Regions from separate parts of the Mus musculus genome. Here region 2 is linked to region 1. A link is a loop called in an ENCODE intact Hi-C map of the cell type or tissue named here. Cell type or tissue: gastrocnemius. All regions are shown on one strand.

What was found. A loop is a pair of places that touch in the nucleus more often than their neighbours do. Peaks named below come from ENCODE experiments on the same cell type or tissue, not always from the same donor. Only the 100,000 strongest peaks of a DNase experiment are listed, where the experiment ranks them.
Region 2: it touches region 1 in a loop (2.9-fold over the local background); 17 of 42 quality-filtered maps call a loop at or near these places.

What each region holds. Positions count from the first base shown.
Region 1 is chr8:84,802,929-84,810,928 of GRCm38, reverse strand. No RefSeq gene overlaps it. Among named protein-coding and RNA genes, the nearest start is that of Nfix, 6.6 kb to the right of the region's middle. In gastrocnemius, a CTCF peak has its summit at 4,713 (motif pointing right); a DNase peak (open chromatin) is centred at 1,121; H3K4me3 peaks cover 124 bases; H3K27ac peaks cover 2,600 bases.
Region 2 is chr8:84,745,866-84,753,865 of GRCm38, reverse strand. All of the region lies in intron 2 of Nfix (nuclear factor I/X), which reads left to right. Among named protein-coding and RNA genes, the nearest start is that of G430095P16Rik, 27 kb to the right of the region's middle. In gastrocnemius, no CTCF peak of the experiment used is centred here; a DNase peak (open chromatin) is centred at 4,165; H3K4me3 peaks cover 1,111 bases; H3K27ac peaks cover 7,502 bases.

The DNA of each region.
Region 1 (8,000 bases):
TTCGGGGGGAGGGGGCGGTGGCAGAGATGTGGGAGAGGAAGAGGGAGTTGGGGAGAATGAGGGAGGGAGAGAAGGATAGAGTGTAGGGCTTCGGAGGATAGTTCTATATTGGGCTTCTGTATTTGATAGTTGGTGAGACTGTATATATATGGGCACATTTTTGTCCCAGTGTTTGGGCACTTGTATGTTTTACAAGAAGTTGTTGGGGTCGGTCCATGGTCAAAGAAGAATCCATTGCTGAAGGGGTCTGCAACCCTATAGGTGGAACAACAATATGAACTAACCAGTACCCCCAGAGCTTATATCTCTAGCTGCATATGTAGCAGGGAAAAGAGGCCCCTTGGTATTGCAAACTTTATATGCCCCAGTACAGGGGGATTGCCAGGGCCAAGAAGCAGGAGTGGGTGGGTAGTGGAGCAGGGCGGAGGGAGGGTATAGGGAACTTTCGGGATAGCATTTGAAATGTATATAAAGAAAATATCAAATAAATAAATAAATAAATAAATAAATAAATAAATAAATAAATGAGAATCCATTCCCACAAGTTGTCCTCTGATCTCCACAAGCTTGTCACCATCAGCAGATGACTAGACATGGCTATGGAGAAATAAATAAATGTAATAAAATATAAAAAAGTTGAATGGGGATGGAGCTTAGTGTGCTTAAGGCCTTGGGTTCGATCTCAGCGCCACATACAAAAAGGTGTTGACTTTCAGTCACTATGTTTATGAATTTGGAAATGTGTGTGTGTGTTGTATTTGTACTTCTGCCTGTGATGGTGAGTGTTGGAGACATAATGGTGTGTCTGTGGTCATGTGACTGGGTACCCATGTGGTATGCCTACGTATGTGGTAGGTCTCTGTAGTTGGGGTGCTGTTGCAAGTTCACATTGCCAAGATTGCTACGCTTGGTGTGTTAAATCCGAGTTGACTTGGAGTTTGTGTGTCTGGGGTCCATGCTCTCAAACTCATTCATATATACTTAGATGGAAATGGGTGTGGTTTCCAAGGACTACAACGTTCTGGTAGCCCCCGCCCCCCTCACCTGAGGGCCTCCTGGCACAGAAGGGGGTGCCCAGCTGCCTGGGACCTTGGACTCCCTACAGGTTCAGGAGAGCCCCAGTTGATGAATATTCATGAGGTGTGGGGGGGGGACTGGCACCTACTGACAACAGCTGCGCTTCCATTAGTCCCTGCCTACTCTGCTTGCTTTCAGTAGGAAAAGGAATTTCAGCCTCAGTCTGTCCCTTTCTCCAAGACTCGGGTCTGGGGAATCCTGAGGACAATCACAGGGCTGTGTCAGCATGTCAACAAATGTCCCAACAGCTTGTTGGGATGGCTAAGGGGCTGTCTAAATGTTGTGACGGGCTCTGAGGAGGGTGATTGTTGTATGACAGGGTGTCTGTGTGGCTCCAGTGTGCCATTACCCAGTTTCATTGTAGTTGTGTCCAGACTGCGGTACGGTGGGACAATGTGAACGAAAGGAGTATCTGTCACTTGCAAGAGGACCGAGCAGTGTGGCCTGTACCTTACTGGCCACCAGCTCCTCAGCAAGGCTGTACTGTGTCATCCAGGCCACCTTGATGTGAGGACAGCTGTGAGCTCTGCCCTGGGAATGCAGGGATTGGACCTGCTTCTGGGGTTAGCGACTCTGTGTAGCCACATGGCTAGGACAGCTGCAGGGACATGTAGACTGAGCGTGTCAGAGTGACATGGATACAGTGTAGGGTCCGATTGTCAGGGCAACCAAGAGGATGTGTGAGGTTGTGGGGCTGCTGACACTGGAGTTAGTGGGTCTGGTGGCATTTCTGTATGTGATAGTGTGGCTGACATTATGACAGGCAGTGTAGTTGTGCTGGTGACACTGTGGTAGTGATTGTAGCTATGTGGAGTTGAAAGTGTGACAGGGATTGCACTTGGAGACAGAAACCAAAAGGCCATGACTGTGTAGCTCCTGCCTCTAGGCTTCACAAAGAACTGAGGCATTTTATGGGCATACAAACTAGGGGTTCACACTGATATTCCTGAGATGGGGACATCAACTAGGCATAGGACCTTTACTTCTTTGTCTCCTCCCTCCTGACTGGTTTGGGGGAGAAGCTTCTAGAAGCAGCAGAGATGAAGTCGGATTCTGGCTATAGTTAGTTGGGCCCAGAGGCCTCAGATCCAGCATGTGTGGCTCAGACATAGTGGCCTTACACTCAGAGCCAATTGACTGCTGCTGCTGGCTGCCCTGAGGTGGCACAGAGGCTCCATTCAGGATCAGGGACCAGGTTACCAGGGTGGGCGGGTCTCCAACCAGCTGCAAATGAAACATTTCCCTAACCCTACATGAGCACTGGCTCCAGGAGGCCCTGGCCAGGCACACCATAGACAAGCATGGGTGTGTCTCTTGCATTTTGGGCAGCTGTGGTGGTGGGGTGTGGATTCCCATCTGTGATCCAGGCATGTTTGTGTCTATGTATGTGAACAGGAGTGATGCTCTGCAGGTTTTCTTTGTATGTGTGGGTGTGTGCTCATGTGGGTGCATTGTGTGTGCCCCTACTTATAGAGGCCAGAGCTCAACTTTGTTCCTTAGATGCTGTCCACTTGGTTTTGGTTTTTTTTTTTTTTTTGCATTTATTTATTGTGTGTGAGTGTGTGTATGTGGCTGGGTGCATGCGCCATAGCATGTATACGGAGTCAGAAGACAATTTGGAGGAAGTGGACTCTCTCTCTCCATGATGTAGTTCCAAGGATACACCTTACTAAACACCTTTACCAGCTGGACAGTGGTGGCACACGCCTTTAGTCCCAGCACTTGGGAGGAAGAGGCAGGAGGATTTCTGAGTTTGAGGCCAGCCTGGTCTACAGAGTGAGTTCCAGGACAGCCAGGGCTACACAGAGAGACCCTGTCTCGGAAACAAAACAAAACAAAACAACAAAAAAACCCAAATAAATGTAAAAAAAAAAAAAGAACCAAAATAAGTAAATAAACAACTTTACCCACTCAGCCATCTCACTGGCTCTTTCTTGTAAACAATTATATCTACAAATAAGTAGGTCTACTTATATAGAAGTATAATTGTGTGCAGAGGGTCCATGCTTGGCATAGCACACATGTGAAGGTAGTAGCAAGCACCTTTATCCAATGAGCCATCTTTCTGACCCTTTTCTTTTTTTAAGGATTTATTTATTTTATGCGTATGAGTATTTTGCTCACATATGTGTGCATGGTGTCTTCAGAGGTCAGAAGAGGGCACCAGATTCTCTGGAACTGGAATTATAGATAGCTGCCATGTGAGCGAAGGGAAACAAGCCCAGGTCCTCTGCAAGAGCAACAAGTGCTCTTAACATTGAGCCATCTCTCTGCTCCTTCCCTTGTTTCTGAGTCAGGGTTTCTCACTGGCCTGGAGTTTGATAAGCATGCTAGGGGCTGGAGAGATGGCTCAGAGGTTAAGAGCACTGTCTGCTCTTCCAGAGGTCCTGAGTTCAATTCCCAGCAACCACATGGTGACCCACAACCATCTGTAATGGGATCTGATGCCCTCTTCTTGTGTGTCTGAAGACAGTGACAGTATATTCATATACATAAAATAAATACATATTAAAAAAAAAGATGAGTATGCTAGGCTGGCTGGTCTGACCAGTGAGCTTCAGGAATCTATCTGCCGGTCTTATCTCCCTGGTGCTGGGATTACAGGTGCACACCACACCATCCTACCTCCTCCTCTTCCTCTTCCCTTTTTCTTCTTCTCCTTCCCCCTCCTCCTCTTATTTCCTTTTAATGTGGCTCTGGGGATTCCACTCCGTTCCTTATGAGCAGGGAGAGAGCTTTATCAGTGATTTCTCTATAGACACCACTCCCCTCCACTCTTTGAAAGACACGTTGTGCCTAGGTTATCCAGTTTGGCTTAAACCCCTCCCTTCTGCTCCAGTTCTCTGAGCACTGGGGTTGCAAGCATATGCCTCTATGCCTGATGGTCATCATGGAGGGGTGTTTAAATTCTTTTTAACTTTTTTTTTTTCAAACAGGGTCTTGGTGTGCTGCCTAGGCTAAGCGTAAACGCAGGATCCTGAAGCCAGTTGTGGTTGTGCACACATTTAATTCCAGGATTTGGGAGGTAAAGGCAGGCAGATCTTGGTGAGTTCAAGGCCAGCCTGCTCTATGTAGCAAGTTTCAGGATAGTCAGAGCTACATAGTGAGATCCTGTCTCAAACAAAACAAAAACAACACAGAACAGAAAACTCATGGGCTTCCTGCTGAGTGCTGGGATTATAGATATGTGTCTGGTTTATTTAATTTAGTTTTTTTTTTTATTTTTTGAGACAGGGTTTCTCTGTGTGTAGCCCTGGCTATCCTGAAACTTGTCTGTAGTCCAGGCTGGCCTCAAACTCACAGAAATCCACCTGCCTTCACTTCCAGAGTGGTGGGATCTTTGTATGCTGTATCACTACCTGGCTGTGCCTGGTTCTTGTGTGCTTCTGTTTTATCCTGCTTTCTGAGAGAGTTGCACATAGCCAAGACTGCTTTCAAGCCTGTAACAGAGCCAAGAGTGATTGTAAACTTCTGACTCTCCTGCCTTGGACAAGGGCAACCACACTGAATTGATGAGGACTAAACCTAGGGCTTTATGCACACAGGTGAGCACTCTTCCACCTGTGTTTCATCTGTGTGTGTTATATACATCTTGTGTGCGCTGAACCCACAGAGGCCAGAAGAGGGCGTGTGATCCTTTGGAACCTGTGTTAAAGGCATTTGTAAACAGCCTAAACTGCTTGAAGTTGGGGCTAGGAACTCAGGTCTTTTGGAAGAGCAGAAACACTTTAACTGCTGAGTTAGCTTCAGGCCCTGTTTTATTTTGTTCTAATTGTGTGTGTGTGTGTGCACGCGCACATGTGCGCATGTATGCTTACATGTGTGGAAGTTAAAGGGTAACTTGCCAGAGTCAGTTCTCTCTTCCCAACTTGTGGCCTGGGGGATCTAACTCGGGTCACCAGGTTTGGTGGCAGGCAGTTTTACCCACTGTACCATCCTGCTGGCATCTGATGAAGGATCTCAAGTAGCCCATGGCAGACTCAAGTTCATTATGTAGTAAAGGATGACCTTGAATTCCTGATCCCTCAACTTCTACCTCCCAAGTGCCAAAGTGACAAAAATAAGTTCTGTGGGGTGCTGGAATGGCACCCAGGGCTTCAAGCCTGCTAGCCAAGCCCTCTACTTATGGAGCGATGTTCCAGGAGCATCTGTGTTTTTATGTCTGGCTATGCCTGTGTGTTCCCGTGGCCCTGTGTGAGTGTGGTGGTGAAATTCCTAGGTGAATGGCATGGTCTGGCCACAGGGCTTCAGCTATGTCCCAGAAGCAGAAAACCCATTGCTCACATTCTACAGCAATAGGATTCTCTTGTGAAAACAGGGACCCCCATCTTTCTGAGAAGACCTAGAGCACCCCCTTTTTTTGGCTGGCAGCACCCACAGTTGAAATCCTCGATTATATTCTGTGCTGGATGTATGCCCACTTTCCTAAGAGGCCCACCCAGCTGCCAAGCAGCTCTGGAGCCTAGTATTGCCCAGCTCCACCTTCCATGGCCCAGGATGTGGCTGACAAAGCCCAGATGTTTAGGCCCTCCCTCCCCCACCGCCGCTGGCATCCTGGCAGGCAATGCCATGAGCTTGCTTCTCGCTCTCCAACACCTGCATGGGAAGAACACACCTGCTGCCAGCTGTAGCCAGGTGGGCAGCTGGCAAGGAGGAATGTGGGGGATTCCAGCTGTGACACCCCAGCTGTGCCCAACCCCCTGGTAGCACCCCTCCTCTTCAATTTCTTCAGGGCCAGGTGTGCCCTCAGATTTGGGCTCTGGGAGACAGGAAAATGGGGTACTATTCTGCTTCTCTGTGAGAAACACCCCCTCCAGCTGCCAGCTGTGAAGACTCAAAATATGGTGATTCTATATCTGTGTGTGTGTGTGTGTGTGTGTGCGCGTGTGCGTGCGTGCCCTTGGTATCAGAAATGGAATCTGAGTGAGGGGTAAGCTGAGTGCAAATATGTGTGAATACAAGGGCAAGAGTTTGGCTTTTGTGGGTGTAGATGGACATTGTATGTGAATCTAAGGAAAAGTATGTGTGTGTGCAAACGGGAAGGAGCTCTGGTGTAAGTTTCAGTATATGAATTGAAATATGCATGTGTGTGAGTGAATGAAGAGCTAGACTGTGTGTGCAGATGGAGGGGACAGTGTGTGTGTACAATGGATGTCATATGTCTGGATAAATAATGGATATGATGGGTGTGTGTGTGTAAGGTTGTGTGTGTGCGATGGAATGGACTATGTATATGTGTGAGAGAGACTGGAGGGATGTACAGGTGTGACTGAAGAATGGCAGTGTGTGACTATAGTATTGTGAGTACAAGATAGGAGTTACATGTAAGTGAAGACTAGAGTGTGTATGTGCAAATGAAAGGGTGTGTGAATGAGGGATAAAGTGTGGTGTATATGTATGGAGGGGTTGGTGGTGTGTGTGTGTGTGTGTGTGTGTGTGTGTGTGTGTGTATCCAAAGGGTTGATGTTGTCTAGTATGTGTAAAGGGTTGGTTTTGTGGTGTGTGTCTGTGACAGTTTCATGTTATATTGTGTGTGTGCAGGGTTAATATTGTCTAGTGTATGTGCAGGTAAGATGGTGTGTTATGTGTTTCTGAGGAGTTGATGTGCATGTGTGTTTGTGTGAAGGGTTCAAGTATGTGTTTGCAGGGCTGATATTGTACAGTATGTGTGTGTGTAAAGGGTCGATGATGTATGTGCATAAAGACTTTATGTCGTGTGTGTATGTGTGTGTGTGAAGAGTTGATGTTGTCTGGTGTGTGTATGTGTGTGTTTGTGCTGTATATGTTTGGTGTGTGTGTGTGTGTGTGTGTGTGTGAAGGTTTAATGTCTGGGGGGTGTATTATATAAGGGGTAGATTGCTGGTGTGTGTGAAGGGTTGATGTTGTCTGGGGTGTGTGTATGTGTGTAAGGGTTAGATGTCTGATGTGTGTGTGTGTATGTGTGTAAAGGATTGGTGTTGTCTGGGTGTGTGTGTATGTGTGTGAGGGGTAGATGTCTGGTGTGCATGTGTGTTTGTGGTCAGGGTTAGTGTTTAGTGAGTGTGTGTGTAGGGTTTATGTTATTGTGTGTCTGAGTGAAGGGTTGATATTGTGAGGTGTGTGTGTGTGCGCATGTGCAGGATTGTTGTCTGCTGTGTGTGGGAAGGCGTTAACCCTCCCCACAAACCCTACATCATAGTCTCTTCTCCCAGCCATCCAGGTCCTGGATCTCTTCAGTCCTGGCCCTGCCTGGATCCATCTGTCTCCTTTTCTGGGGCCATCCTGATCTCCCAATCTCTTCAGTCCCCAAATGCCTCGCAGCCCCCAGTTCTCACTGTACCTCTAACTTCATACAGCACACACTTCCAGCCCCCTTCTTGCCTTGGAGCCCCTCCCCCTCCTCTGTGGCAGCCCTGAAACTTTAACCGGGTGTTAAAAGTTTCTGTTTACGAGAAGCCCTTGAATTTTTAAGGACATATCAATTCCCTCCCTCTGCCAGGCCCTTGCATCCTTGCCTCACAGGCAGCCACTGTGGGTGCAGGGGAGGCCTGGATCACCACTCGGGATCTCTGGGGCCATGGCCCCAGGCAGAATGACAGGCATAACACATTCCCGGTGGCTTCAGGCACAGAGACCCTGCTCCCTGATACACAGGCACACATATCTATCTAGTATCACAGATGAAGTCAGGCTGATGTCTTCAGGCAGTCATGTCCAGTGAAGCATGTCTTTTCTTAATGCACGCACCCACATGATCGAACACACACACACACACACACACACACACACACACACAATTTTGTGTTTTGAGATAGGGTCTCAAGTAGCCCATACTGGCCTCCAAGCTTGCTGTGTAGACAAGAATGATCCTGAACTTCTAATCCTCCTGGCTTTGTCTCCAGAGTGTTGAAATGGTAAGTGCGTGCCACCATGACTGGTTTATG
Region 2 (8,000 bases), 57 kb after region 1:
GTCCCAGCTTCTGGTCCAAGGGCTGCAAACTGGCTCTTCTCACTGCCCGACGGTAAGCAGCTGCTGGCCATGGAGTCTCAGTGGCAGCACACCCCAGGGCCACCGCTGAGGTACACACAGCACGTGCTCTAGATCTCCCGAGGAAATTCCTGATGGCGCTCATGTGGTGCAATATTAGCCCATGTGGCCCAGAGGTGCAGTTAGGACGGGGGAAACCTTTACTCTGGATTTCAGATAGTAGTTTTTTCTTTTCCCCCTTCCTTTCCCCTTCTTGAAACAGAGGTCTGCTTTCTATCCATAGTTGGGCTAGAAATCAGTACGTGGATCAGACTGGCCTGAAACTTGTGGTCATCCTCCTGCTCCTGCCTTCTGTTAGGGTTGCAGGCATAGAGCTCTTGCTATGCTATCCCAGGCTGGCCCCAAATCTGACTGAGCAGCAGGACTATATGCATGTGTCATCACACCCAACTTGGACTTGGGACTTTGACTAAACCCACAGATATCTCAATACTCTTGCTCCACACTCAAGACAGCATTCCCTAGGGTCATATAGTCTAGGATACATAGCCCCTTTGTGTCTCCATGTCTGTCTGTCCATCCATCTGCTTGTCCATCTGTTTGCCCATGTCCATGTGTGTGTGAGTGTGTGTGTGTGTTTCTCTGTGTACACACACTCCTAAACTAGCCCTGGGTATCACTTTCTACCCCCATTCAGCCAAAGAGAGCTGAAATGTCTTGGGGTACCTATTGTCTGCCCCCCCAACTCCTGTGTGATGTTCCATTTCATTTTGTTCAGGTCCTGGAGGGACCCGAGACCTAGCAGAAAGTTTGTGAAGTGCAACAGTGGGAGGGGCTGCGTATGTGGGACAGAAGGAGGGAGCAGATGTCCCCTTCCCTGTCCTCAGCAAGGCAGTGCTGCACCATCCACGCCTCACGGACCTGGGCTGTGGTGGTCAGATAAGTGTGGATCTGAGGCTTGGTCTGGTCTTTCTACAGGTGTTCAGTACACACTGACTTGTGGGCCTCTGCTTGCGTGTGTGTCAGGAGGTAGGTGTCTGTGTGCAGTGTGGATCAGGGCCTGTGTGTGTGTGTGTGTGTGTGTGTGTGTGTGTGTGTGAAATCATACCCTGACACATTTCTCAGGTTAGGGGGTTTAAATTCATGTTAGTCTGTGACAACCTGGAAACCCAAGAGAGACTGCAGTGATCTGTCATTAGCAGTGAACGCAGATACAGCTGCTCACCCCCTACCCTCACCTCCTTGGGTTCAGCGCCCTGCCTGGTACCCTGTGGCCGCAGCTTGTGAGTAGGGATGTGTGTTTGCTGAGAAGTGTCAGGCTCTTCCTACCCACTCAGCAGCTGAGCAGTTCCCTTTTGGGGCTCTTTGTGAACCTGCCTCGCTATTAATCTACCTGTTAGTAAAGGAGATTACAATTGCCGTAATTACAGGGCACTGTGTCTCCAAGTCAGGAGTAGGGCTGAGCTAGTGCGGCAGGGTGGGGGTGGCAGAGCCAGCCCCAAAGGAAACTGCTATTAAAAGCTTGTGTTTGGAATGGTGTGGGGACAGCGGCCCTTCTGTGGGGCTGAGACACAGGGCTGGGACAGGGAAGCCATGGAACTTGTGCACTTCACAACTGAGGGTGCAGACAGCAGGCAAGGCTCTCAGGCAAGGCTCTGAGCAGCACAGATCCTGACTTAGTGTCCTTCAGACTCCTTGCTGTCTGATACTGGAGAGGCCTCTCAAGCCTCGCCACTGTCACTCTGAGGTATTCCTTGTATATGAAGTGTGGGTGGGGGATTCTGATGGGGCCCCTTAGCAACCACTGCAGCTTATTTGAAGAGAAACACAGAAGGGGCTGTTCCGTGCTCAGCCTGAGTCTCAGAGCTGTGTGAGTGAGCCACTTCTGAGGGAACGGATTCGGGGTCATCTTATAGCCCCCCCCCCCCGCTTCAGTGGCAGCTTTTCTGCCCCCAGGGGTGCTTGGCTGTGCCTAGAGACACTGCTCTGTGGGGGATGCTACCAGTGCCCAACAGCCGGAGGCCACACAGTGCCGGAGCAACCGCCACAGCAGCCACTCTCTGGGCTTGGTGTCTGACGTGTCAGAGTTGAGGAATCCTGAGCAAAGAGGAAGAGTAGCTAGGGCGGATGAGACCGAGGAGCACCCTGGGGCCTCAAAAGCTGGAGGTGCCCCTGTGCTTCCAGTGTGGGGCCATGAGGTTGAGACAGCAGTGGCAGCTACACCACGGTGACAGCTTCCTTGTGTCAACTCCCAACTCTCTATGTCATGGGGCCCCAGGCCATGGACTAACCCTTCTTTCTCTGTCAGACTCTTCTCTCCTGCAGTGGCAAAAGCTACACCTAAAGTTGAAGAGTCTGTTCGTCTAGCCATCTGGGATGCTAGTTTCTGTTTTTGAGACAGGGCTGTACTATGTAGCTTAGGCTAGCCTTGAACTTGCAAGCCTTCAGCCTTACTTAAGTGCTGGGGCTATAGGCTTGTGCCAGAGTGCCCTTACTGCCCAATGAGGGGCTTGGATTAAAGGTCATAGGACCTTACAGAGGCTTCTGAGCAGGAAGGGGTGGCACCTTCCACTGCCCATCCTGAAAGGACACTGGCCGCGCCTGGCCCCTCTCTCCTGTGTCTTCTGATAACTGAGCCAGGCCCCGTGCAGTGGAGACCAGCTACTGATCCGGTGTGCCTCCTTTGGAACAGACCCTGAGGCTTCCCTCCTGAACATGGCACCCTGTGGGCACTCTTCTCATTGCCACTTCGTTTCCACCTTTGACTCCTGCTGCCTGCCCCCTGGGAGAGGACCCAGGATGTGGTTCAGGGGTACAGTGATGTGGATGTAAGAGCCTGGCCTTAGCCGGGTGTGGTGGCGCACGCCTTTAATCCCAGCATTTGGGAGGCAGAGGCAGGCAGATTGCTGAGTTCGAGGTCAGCCTGGTCTATAAAGTGAGTTCCAGGACAATCAGGACTATACAGAGAAACCCTGTCTCAAAAACCAAACCAAACCAAAAACAAAAACAACAACAACAACAACAACAACAACAACAAAAGAGCCTGGCCTTGTATTTTAGGGTGTGTGCATTGCTTGCTTGCCCTGTATGGGAGCTTCTGCGCCCTCCCTGCCCGCCTGCCTTCGGGCCGCAGTGGCTCATGCTTTCTGCAGACAAAGCACTGGCTTTTCAGCTGTTGTGAGCGCTGCATTTCACAGCGAGTCCCTAATAGTGGAGTTGCTTTGCATTCCCCCACCTCTTTTTTTTTTCTTGACAGCTCCAACCTTATAATTTTACCTTCTCTTACCTCACCCTCAGATGTATTCCTTTTCTTCCCCTGCCTGGGGTTTCTGCCGCTCATCACTGGGGACCCCCTTTAGGAGGGCTCACTCCTGACAAGAGAGGAGGGGCTCCCTGTCAAACATTGGGAGTTGATATTTTGTTTGGTGAAATGTCTGTAAATAGGCTTCAAGTGGTGGTTCCACATGGGGCCCTGTGCACGCAGGATCTTTTTGTGTCTGCACGTCTCCACACATGTGTCAGGAACCGACAGGGAGAGACGAGGAAGGGAGGAAGGCAGGGCATCTATTTTCTGGGAGCAGGAGACATAAGCTGGGATGTATGTGAATCACAGCCCCTGGTCAGCAAAGGGCTCTGGGCTGGCTGGTGGTCAGAGCTGAGATAGGTCGGTGGGAGTGTTCACGCTGGCACCCTACTTCAACATCCAACTGTCCTGACTCTCCAAGCCTTGAAGGTCAGTGTTGAAGCCGGTTCCTCCTGCCCAGTCCTGAGTGGGCCTAAGATTAAGGGAGCCCACTTCTCCCTGTGCTGGGCCTGTCTACGGCTCTGTCCTGCCCTCATTTTAAAGTGAAACCTCCCTTGCCTTCTGTGGGCCCCTCTGAGCTTCAGGCAGCTTACCTTTCCTGGGGTTGGCTTACAGCATTCTCCATGGAAGCCCCGGACGGCCGATTTGATTTTATAAGCTCGGCCACATCCGTTTTCCCCAGCATTAGCTTTCCAGACCGCGGAATGCTCTGTCTGGAGGCTGTTCCACAGCCGACACCCTCCCTGAATCCATTTTGAGTAGCTCTTCTCTGGCCCCATTAGAAAATGTCGGCTCCAACTATACTGCGCTCACGAACAAAGGTGCGGAACGATTTTGGCTGCTTTGTCCAGGAAATAAATTCCTCTCTGGTGCCAGGAACCATTGAGTGGTGCCATGTGCCGAGCCAGGGCAGGGTTACTGCACAGGACGGATGGTGTGGAAGCTGGGGATAGGAGCCCATGAGAAGAGACCCTTGTGTGTCTTGTGTTAGCTTTCTGTGGCAGGCTTGTCCTCAGGCTTCGGGAAGATGGAGCCCCATCTCCGTTAAGCCTATGCTAAGCTTCGGAACCAAGGCACTGTGCTCTCCTGGAAGCTGGGTGGGCCTTGTTACAGGCCTGTGTACAAGATGACCGGCTAGCCAGCAGCAGCTCTGGATCCTGTGCTCATGCAGCCCTGCCACTGACCACTGAGCCTTCCCAGTATCTGATTACTCCTCACTCTACAGACAGACATCCTTATTGATCTGTCTACGCCCACCCCCAGGAGGCATCTCCCTGGCCACCTGGCTTCCCTTTCTCTCTGCTTCTATGTCTTCTCAGGCTACTCCCACCTAGCCTAGCGTATGAGACTCCCTCACTCCTGGACTCCTACTATCAACTTCAGAATTCTGCTTCTTATTTCCAGATTGGTGTTTTATTACGCTGCAACTCACATTATGAAATTCTCCACCAATGATCTCAGGCTTAAAATGATTTGTTTGACTCAGGAATTTTTGACTTTGCGATGGTTGGAAAACATACTCATATAGCCATTTTATTATTATTATTATATTTTGGGGGATGGGTGCGTGTGCAACCTGGCACACATCTGGAGATTAGAGAGCAGCTTGCACAAGTCAGCTCACTCCCTCCACCACGTGGATCCTAGGGATTGGAGGTGGATCATCAAGCTAGGCAGCAGGCACCGTTAAAAGCTTCTGAGCTGCCTTCCCTGCCCTCATGGTTACTGTGTTTCTTATTGTCAGTATTCTATCAACGAAAGTCCACAAAGTATCCAGCACTTTATTATAAAATAGGCTTTGTGTCAGAGGGCTTTCCCTTTTGCAGGATCACGTAATTTCACGTAAATGTCCTGGGTACTTGTTTTTTTTAATTTTTGTTTTTGTTTTGTTTTGTTTAGTTAGACAGGGTCATATACGGCCTAGACTGACCTTGAACCCTTGTTTGCCTCACTTCCCTAGTGCGTTCCCATTCCTAACACAAGTACAGGTTATGCTAAGAAGATGTTAGGCACATTAAATAGTTCTCAACTAACCATACTTTCAATTTACTGTGTCTGCCAGCAGACCAACCCATTGGAAGCTGAGAAGCAATTGTACTTTATCTTAAAAACCTTTTATTAGCCTGTAGGTGGTGGCACACAACCTTGATCCCAGCACTTGGGAGGCAGAGGTAGGCGGTTCTCTGTGAGATTGAGGCCAGCCTGGTCTACAGAGTGAGTTCCAGGACAGCCAGGGCTACACAGAGAAAGCCTGTCTCATAAAAGAAAGCTTGTCTCATAAAACAAAAAATCCAAACCTTTTTCTGATAATGTTGCTGGTGGTGATGGTGGTGGTGGTGGTGGTGGTGGTGGTGGTGGTGGTGGTGGTGGTGGTGGTGGTGTGTGTGTGTAGGCCAGAGGACAACTTCACAGAGTTGGTTTGGTACTTCCACCTTTACCTGGGCTCCAGGGATCACACCCATGTCTTTAAGCTCACGCAGCCAGCACCCAGCTCTCTGGCCTGCAACTGTATTTTCAAGTTAAAACTGTAGGACATTTAGTAAATCCACCATGCTGTGCAGTCAGTGCCACGATCTAATTCTAGAACAATCCCATCTTTCCAGGAAGAACCCCACATCTGTAAGTAGTTAGTCTCCTTTCTCCATCTCTCCAAACCCCTGATAACCACTACTCTTCTTTCTTTTCTGTGGATCTGCCCACTCTGGGAATTTCATATAAATGCAAACATACAATATGTGGTCTTGGTGGGTGGAGTGTAATTATTTTCAAATTTCCTCCATGTTGTATGTTGTTTCCTCCGAAGGGTGAATAATATTTCATAGTATGGACATGCCCTGTTTTGATGATGGTGTCTTCCCCTGCCCCCTGTTTTGAGACAGGGTCTCATGATGGCTTCTGGCTATATTATACTCCTGGCTATCCTTGATCTTGCTAGATAGCCTTGATCTCACAGGGATCCACCTGCCTTTACCGGGTGTGCTGGAATTAAAGGTGTGTGCCACCATGTCTGGCATGTTTCCCCTTTTTGGTAGTTGTAAACAGTTCTCTAGTAGCATTTATATCCACGTGTCTGTGTGGATGTACATTTCTGTTCTCTAACTGTCTGGAGCAGAGCTGCTGCCACCTGGAGATGTACAACTGGGTCTAATGGGCAACTGGTTCCACATTCTTCCCATCCATGTTCCCAGGGTCCTCAGATTAGATACATGACTACGATCCTTCCATTTCTGTGTCCCTCGCTAACCCCCCCATGCCACGTATGCCAGCATCAGTAGCTGCCTGCAAGCCGCAAGGTCAAAGTGCTGGCGACTTCTGGACTCCCGCTCTCTCTGCTTCGCTGAGAATCTCTGTCTCTTGTACCCCAGCCCAGCTGACAGCCCCACCTCACTTCCCATTCTCTTGTCCATTCTCTCCGCCTCCACAGTGTACCCAGCTTTCAGCTGCAAGGGTCTCTCTCTCTGTCTAGGCCAGTGTTTCTGTTCTCACTTGGCACTAGCAGGTACTTAACAAGTCCACATACGTTTGTAACGTGGTACACAAGATTTGAGTGTGTGAGCCACTGAGCTAGGCGTTACCCATGCCTGGGTCCTGAAGACATGCAAATGAATGTGAGATTGCAGTGTGTCTTGTGATAGGCGCTGGACCTCTGGGTGCCAGCTCCTGTGTGGCCCGATGGAGCAATTAAAGGTGGTGAACAAGACAGGACCTTTGGAGCTCAGAGTGATGCTGAGTGTCAAATAGGTGACCTGCTCTCTCTCTCTCTCTCTCTCTCTCTCTCTCTCTCTCCCCCTCTCTCTTTTCTTCCTCCCATAAAGGAGGAGCTGAGCGGCCTGAGGACAGATGGGGCAGAGGGGAGACAAACCCTGAAGCACCTGCCTTCGGGGCTACCTGACTTGATAACTGGTAGACAGGAGGAGGTTGCCCTTTCTCTCGCACTGTAGGAGCACAGAAGCAGCTGCCCTGCTGTTTGAGTGCTGTGGTCCTGTGGCTGAAGCCATCCTATGGGGTTGGGGATGCTGTCCTGCCCTGCACTAGCTCCCTTTAGAGGCAGCTGGTCACAAGAGAATCACTTGGCTTAGTCTCTGCCAGATGGCCTGAGGTGGGTGGGTGCTGAGGCAGACACAGTGCCACCTCACTTCAGGCCCAGGGAGGAACAGGAGTGGATCTAGGGTCTCACAGAGGTGGGGATAGAAGAACAGTCTGGCCCAGAAGGGGATGTTTAAGCCTAAGTGAGTACCTTTACACCTTTTCCCATGGATCTTCCCGGGCCTTGCCTAACTGGGATCCCAGCTCAGGTCAGCCAGACACACACCCATACCCACACCCACCCACATCTCACACCACTCATCACACACACACCACACACACACACATACACCACACCACACCACACTCATCACACACACAACACACACACACACATACACCACACCACACTCATCACACACACACCACACACACCACACCACACTCATCACACACACAACACACACACACACACACACACATACAACACACACGACACTCATCACACATACACACACACACACCCCACACACACCACACCACACTCATCACACACACAACACACACACACACACACACACACACACTTCTTTTCCCCAAGCCCGGCAGGTTCAGAGAGCCCACAGCAGCAAGGCTAGCTGAGAGGCCCTCC